Regions from separate parts of the Homo sapiens genome. Here region 1 is linked to region 2. A link is an interaction called in ENCODE POLR2A ChIA-PET data of the cell type or tissue named here. Cell type or tissue: A673. All regions are shown on one strand. Links, peaks and the distances in the headings refer to the core of each region. The heading gives the core; the rest is flanking DNA.

The links. ChIA-PET counts read pairs that join two places held together with the same protein. Peaks named below come from ENCODE experiments on the same cell type or tissue, not always from the same donor. Only the 100,000 strongest peaks of a DNase experiment are listed, where the experiment ranks them.
Region 1: POLR2A ChIA-PET joins it to region 2 with 9 read pairs; 3 of 35 experiments call an interaction of 5 or more read pairs at or near these places.

Annotation. Positions count from the first base shown.
Region 1 is chr12:71,073,949-71,077,477 of GRCh38, forward strand. No RefSeq gene overlaps it. Among named protein-coding and RNA genes, the nearest start is that of TSPAN8, 82 kb to the right of the region's middle. In A673, for the core only: no CTCF peak of the experiment used is centred there; a DNase peak (open chromatin) is centred at 1,883.
Region 2 is chr12:71,189,886-71,193,414 of GRCh38, forward strand. No RefSeq gene overlaps it. Among named protein-coding and RNA genes, the nearest start is that of TSPAN8, 34 kb to the left of the region's middle. In A673, for the core only: no CTCF peak of the experiment used is centred there; DNase peaks (open chromatin) are centred at 1,166, 1,816 and 2,306; H3K27ac peaks cover 2,500 bases.

The sequences.
Region 1 (3,529 bases), core at 476-2,975, 120 kb before region 2:
AATGTCGTGCTTAAGAGTTTGGTGATTATCCTGAAATTAGGAGGGCAGCAGTTGAAGGATTTAAAGCTAGGGACTAATATGGTTATATTTGCATCATTAGTTAGATAATTCTTTTTGTTTGTTTGTTTTTTATTTTTTAGTTAGATAATTCTTAAAGCCAAGTGAAAGATGGATTGGAAAAAGGAAAGTCTATACTGCATAAAATTTGGATCTATATTAGAGCAGTTATACTATTAAATTGTAACAATTGTTCATATGCCTGCTTTCCACACTTGACCCCCTGCTCCTCAAGGGCAGAGGAATTTTTTTTTTAATTCATCTATATAGTCCTATTCTGTCACTTAGATGCCAAACAAAACTCAATAAAATAAAATTACTTTTCAGTAAAATGACCAGAAGTTTTCTATATAAATCAGAAATGAAGGGAAAAGATATTACTGCAAATTCTATGTTTTAAAAATTCTATGAAAAAAGGCATAAAATATTAATCTAGGATTAGTTTGAGACATTAAAATGTACTGAACAATTACATACACACTTTTTCTCTGGATTGGAGAGTTTGTTTTGCTTTAGAAAGACTGTTGCAAATGTGGTAGCTCATGCGCCATTTTATTTTTTTCAATTCATGCCCTACAACAGGAGTTGGCAAACTTTTTCAGTAAAAATTCAAGGAGTAATTATTTCAGTCTTTGTAGGCCAAATGGTCTCTGTTGCAGCTATTCAAATCTGCCATTGTAGCATAAAAACAGCAATACACAATTCATAAACAGATTTGTGTGGTTGTGGTCCAATAAAACTTTGTTTATGAATACTGAAATTTGAATTTCATGAAATTTTATGTCACAAAATATTGTTATGCTTTGTTCTTTTACCAGCCATTTAAAATATAAGAACCATTTTTAGTTCACAGGCCATATCAAAATGAGGTGGCAGCAGGCAGGATTTGACCCCCAGGCTGTAGTTTGCCTACTTCTGCTCTACTAAATCTGGAGTAACTGATTTTGTTCACATCAATATCAACTAGCATGTTGTGTGCCTGCTATGTTCTCATAGTTTAACATCTTTTTCTTTTTGTTGAATTTTGTTCAGATTATATGTTCATTAAATGCTATCACAATACCATCATCTTTCCATCTTTGAAAATTCAGTTCAATATTTTCTCCATTTTATCCTTTAAAGTACTTTAAACTTTATTTTAAAATAAATGAATAATAAAAACACTTCTTGTTGTGATCATAAAAAGCAAGACTCCAGCCTATCTTGATTCTAATTTATCCTAATTATAATTTAAAAAGATAAGCAAGATGTTCATACAGACTAATTATACCTGGCAGACCAGTGAGTACTTATATTTATTTATTATGTTTATTAATCATCAACTTGCAATTTAACTTCTGAATAAGTAGTTAGGAACCCAACGTGAGATTTAAGCGATGTGGGAAAATCCTCCTGCCCCCAGATACTTCCCTTTGCCCTAGCATGGTGCCAGAAATACTAGACGTTCGTTTATTTGAATCTCAACTGATCAAGTATTCATTCCTTTGTGTAGGGCTCTCAGTTTTATTTTCTAACACCTTAAAAGATAAAGAATAGCAGTCAATTGAAAGCAAAAAATACACATAGGACTGAAACACTATATATAGGCTCCAATCCTGTGGCTACAGGGTAGGAAGAAAGAGGAGAGAAACAATGGAAAGGAGGGCATTAGGAAAAGAGTCTTGAAAGAGAAGGTAGAACACAGAGAAGAAAGCTATTTCTGATTTCGTGCTTATGCCTAAAATAATCCTCACAGTCCTGGATTTCCTGTGCGAGTCATGGCATAATGTTTCAATTGTTTAAAATATTAGTCTTCTTTTTTATGTGACACTACCTATTGATAAGATTGCTAAGGGAATAAATAAAATTATTCTTATTTCCTGAGTCTTTTATCCCCTTTCAAAGAGTCAAGTTCCCAAACAATGGTAATAAATGAACCGTGATAGAGCAATCTGGGGAAAGTTTTACTTGACCTGTAACTTAGCTTTGTAAATAATTCTAGACAGTCATGAAATGACTATGCTTGAAAGATAATTGCTCATTGAGGTAGCAAATAAACTCTGTTTATACAATTCAGCAAGAATATAATATCCACAAAAGAATTTACTTTAAAATTATAGTTTCTAACTGTCATTTGAATGTATAATTTGTATAGGATTTTTATATACCAGGATAATTGTATAACTTTACATTTTACAAAATATATGTTATACATTCTTTAAAGAAAGAAGAGAAAATAGTTTAGTATTCCAGGATTTTTAAATTTTATTTTTTTGTGAAGGGACACAGAGAGAGGGCAAAGGGAGGAGGCAGAGTTTGGGATGACACGATCAACCGAAATCGGGAAAACAAACTATAAGTGAGAAAGACACAAGTGCTGCCATCCCAAAGAATAATGCTTTGATGTGTGGGAGCAAAGAGAGGGAATGAAAGACACAATACACTATAACAACAGAGGGTTTTATTTTTCTTTTTTCCTAGTGGAATAGTCTTCCTGGTGTCTATCTTTCATTCGTGCATTCCAAAATATTTATTAACTTTACTGAACGATAATTTGTTACATATTATACTAGATGTTTTAAATACTAGGATAAATAATATACAATCCCTGACTCCACGGACCTGGAAATCTCATTAGTGAAAGACATGGACATGTAAACAAGTTATTTTTTACATTACAAATCAGAATGAGGTAAATCAAATATATGTCTATATAGTGCACTTTGGGTAATATCTACAAAAATGATCAAGAGATAAGAGCCTGTGAATGATAACATAATGGAGGCTCCTTGGGTGTTGAATTTTATTTAGAAAACCAGAGGGTAAGTGTTTGAGCTGATTCTAATAATGCTTTGAAAGTGTTACTTGTCTTAAACACTTGGGGCATAAGATAGAAGATGAGACCATGGACCTATTGAGTGCGAGATTGGAACTAAAACTCCCACATCAACCATAATCTTCAATGTATTGCATTCTCAGTAGAAAGGTAGGTTAGAACGATGGGCTAGTCACAATTCTTATTCTGATATAGAGATAAGATTGGGAACTTGGTGTTTCCATTTGGGATCCGAGAGGCAAAATCTCCTTGGAGATTTTGTGACTGCATTCATAAACACACACAATGTTAAAATTTGAAATTTATACTACAAAAATCATTTGAGAACACCCAAGCCCAAAAATTAATATAACAATCTGTCCCTAGGAATCCCAAACACAGAAATGCAAGAAAAAATACTAAAACCCTCTAAAATTAGCTCATAGTTTTGAAAAAAGTATAAAACAATAAAGAGTTGAGCAAGAACCAATAGAGAAATAGAAGCCCAAGAAATTGATAGAAAAACAATATGAAAGAGAATAAAAAATTAACACATGTAAAATGGAAAAAGGCCAAAGACATACAACATTAAAAAATAAATTTCTAGAAAAAAATACCAGTGACATGGCATTAAAGAGAGACATCGCTAGGAAGCAGGTTTCTGCATAGGTGAATATG
Region 2 (3,529 bases), core at 574-3,073:
CAGTGGAATAAAATTGGAAACCAACTCCAAAAGGAACCTTCAAAACCACACAAACAAATGAAAATCAAATAACCTCCTCCTGAATGATCATTGGGTCAACAATGAAATCAAGATGGAAATTTAAAAATCCTTTGAACTGAACAATAACACAACCTATCAAAACCTCTGGGATATGGCAAAGGTGGTGATAACAGGAAAGTTCATAGCCTTAAATGCCTTTACCAAACAGTCTGAAAGAGCACAAATGGACAATCTAATGTCACACCTCAAGGAACTAGAAAACAAGAACGAAACAAATCCAAACCCAGCAGAAGAAAGGAAATAACCAAGATCAGAGTATAACTAAATGAAATTGAAACAAAAAAGATACAAAAGATAAATGAAACAAAAAGCTGGTTCCCAGTACAGATGGATGTGGCTCCTCCCAGGTTCCTTGGTAAATGGGGCTGGATTTAGTACCATGGCCATATGCAGCTGGAGCTAGTCCATAATAAGTTGGTGTCACTTTTGGTCTGTAGCCAGGACTATGTTCATGAAGTCTGCCACTGTGGTCCAGGTCTGCCTTCTCAAAGTGGCTCTCCTTGGTCTTGGGCTTAACTTGGGTTTTGCAACCTCACACCTGAATCTCAAAGTTCTCACAATGGCATATTTGTCCATGAATGGCTTCCAGGTAACTGGGTGGAAGAACATGAGCTGGGAACCTCCTATTTTGCCATCTTGCTGACCTGAATTTCTTAACAACACTGTAACAATGACATTCAAAATTCTATAGGAAAGTGCCCTCCCACTCAGAATTCAATATACAACCACACTACAATTAAGTGTGATGATAGATTGTACATGGTGATATAGACCACACATGACAATGATAGACATACAAGGAGTCAAAATATTTACACACATACACTGTCTTTGCAGCCTTTCATGAGAAATTACTGAAAGGGATATTCTGCCAAATGAGGGTGTAGTAACAGGAAGCAAATCATAACTCACTTGCTTTTGAATCCCCTACTTCTCTTCCTTCCTGGTCTCGTCACAGGTCTTTCTTGGTCTATACTTTATACTTTTATTGTTGACATCCTTCCTGAATACTTTAGGGTTTGAATACAAGTGTGGTGTGAGTTCACATGCCAGGAACTATTTATATATTATCTTATCATATCTGACAACACCATCATGAGTTATACATTATTATCCCCGTTTTACGGAAAAGGAGATTGAGATTCAGAGGGGCTAAGGGACATGCCCTTCTTTGAATGGCTTGACACTGCCAGGCCTGAGAGTGAGCGAAACAAATGCAACCATAGAATCATCTTTTTAACAGAGCTGTAAGCTCTGCAGCTGGGAATAACAGTATGTATGGATGTATTCTCCCTCTCAGTTGCTTTTCAGTATATGACCCAATGGTGATGGAGATATGTAAATGTTTTTATTAATTTTAAAAAGCATCTTTTTGACAGCATCCATTTAGGAATATGGGAGATATATAATACATACGATACATATGCATGATATTATTGTATATATAATTGCATTATAGTAATATATGTTTGGGAAATCCTATATTTATAAGATTATACAAGAACACACAAAAAATGCATTCTAATCCCCATGTGGTTTAAATGTAGCAATTGAGAGTTTTTTAAGCACAGCTAATTATTTTTTATGATACAGGAACAGTCCAAGGATGTTCATTGCACATAAATATAAGATCATGCAACAATTATTCCTTCATAGGGCTTGTGTTGTACAACTCAAGGTTTAACAATCCCATCTGGATGCTGCAAACAGATGTGCCTGGTCCTTTTAAAAGACAAAGGCATTTCCCTGAACGACTTCATTTATTTCCTGCTAAAGCAGTCATGCTAATCATGAGTTCCCCTTGCCTTGCAATATTCAAAGGACAGTCTCTTCTCACGATGAACCAGGAAGCAATATGTTGTATGGAAAATTCGCCTGATCAAATTATCCTAACCTTGAGATGTTTTTAAAGTAGAATCAGTGTGAAAACTGCCTGTCGGCATTCCTCCAAGTTTCCTGAGAAATTTCCACCACCTGAACTGTTTAATCATGACTTTACTTTCCTTGCATCTTATTTTTTGGCCACTGAAAGGACCTTTGTTTATTTCAGCTGTAGCAAACAGAAGGATTGGCATAACACCGGGGCATTTTAATAATAAACCATATCCTCCAGAGTCAGCAAATGATAATTTATTTCTGTTTCTTTAAATATCTTGGTTTTTTTTTTAGAGCAATTTTAAGTTCACAGTAAAATTGAGAAGTACTGATTTCCCATATACTCCCTTCCCCCATACATGCATAACCTCCCCGACAGAAGTGGTATGTTTGTTACAATTGATGAACCTACACTGATACACCATTGCCACCCAAAGACAATAGTCTACATTAGGGTTCACTCTTGGTATTGTACATTCTATGAATTTGGACAAATATATACTCACATGTATTCACCATTATAATATCATATAGTTTCAGTGCCCTAAAAATCCTCTGTTCTCCACCTATTCATTGTTGGTCATTTCTTTTAAAAATCATATAAAGTCAAATTTTCCTTTTAAAGAACCCAGATGTATTAAGGAAATCAAAAATAGAGTATATGTGTGCATGCTATATGCACCATCTTCAGAGAGTTCTGCCTACTTTACAGACTTTTTTCTTTATACAAGGAAGATTCTAGAAGTTGTCTAAGTTTATTTTGTTAGAAAGTAAATAAGAACAAATTTGCACACAGATGCCAGCTAAACCCACAGCAGACTTTAAAATACAAAACAGTTCCACATTTGTAATTATGCAAAACATCACAAATATGAGACCGTTACACCCAAGGGAAACACACAAATTTAAAAATCTCATCACTTTCGTGACTTTCAGAGACTTGCACTCTTCTTCCATTTCATGCTACATCATGTGTTACTGTTTCATCAAAGCAAACAGTTTGTTTCATTTAAAATTTCTTCAATGAGCTTAGTGAGAACAGCTGCAATGCAGTTCTCTCCCCTCACATTGATACTACTGAGTATTCTATCTTGTTCTGTTTCCACTCTAAACTTGATTAACCATATTTGCAAAACTCTGCTTAGCTACCTGTCTCCATAACTAATTGTTGTTTCCCCCAGGTGAGTAGAATAGTGGATAAACAACATCAGTATACTTTTTATAGGAAGAACAAATAAGCTACTAATTACAAAGGAGGGAAGGAAGGAAGGAAGGAAGGAAGGAAGGAAGGAAGGAAGGAAGGAAGGAAGGAAGGAAGAGAGGGAGGGAGGGAGGGAGGGGAGGGGGGCAGAAGAAAGGAAAAGAACTTTACCCGGATCATTTTTTTTCCTTTTTTGGCATGACCCATCAACATAATAGTTAGATTGTCATTAGCATAAATCAGTTACTCTGGGACAGCAGTCAAGGCAGAGGCAAGAAGTATCTATTAATATTTGTCTCCCCTGGCTTTAGTATATAAACTATAGTGATGAATCTTACAGATGTTACTAATCATGACATTATCTGGCCAAGG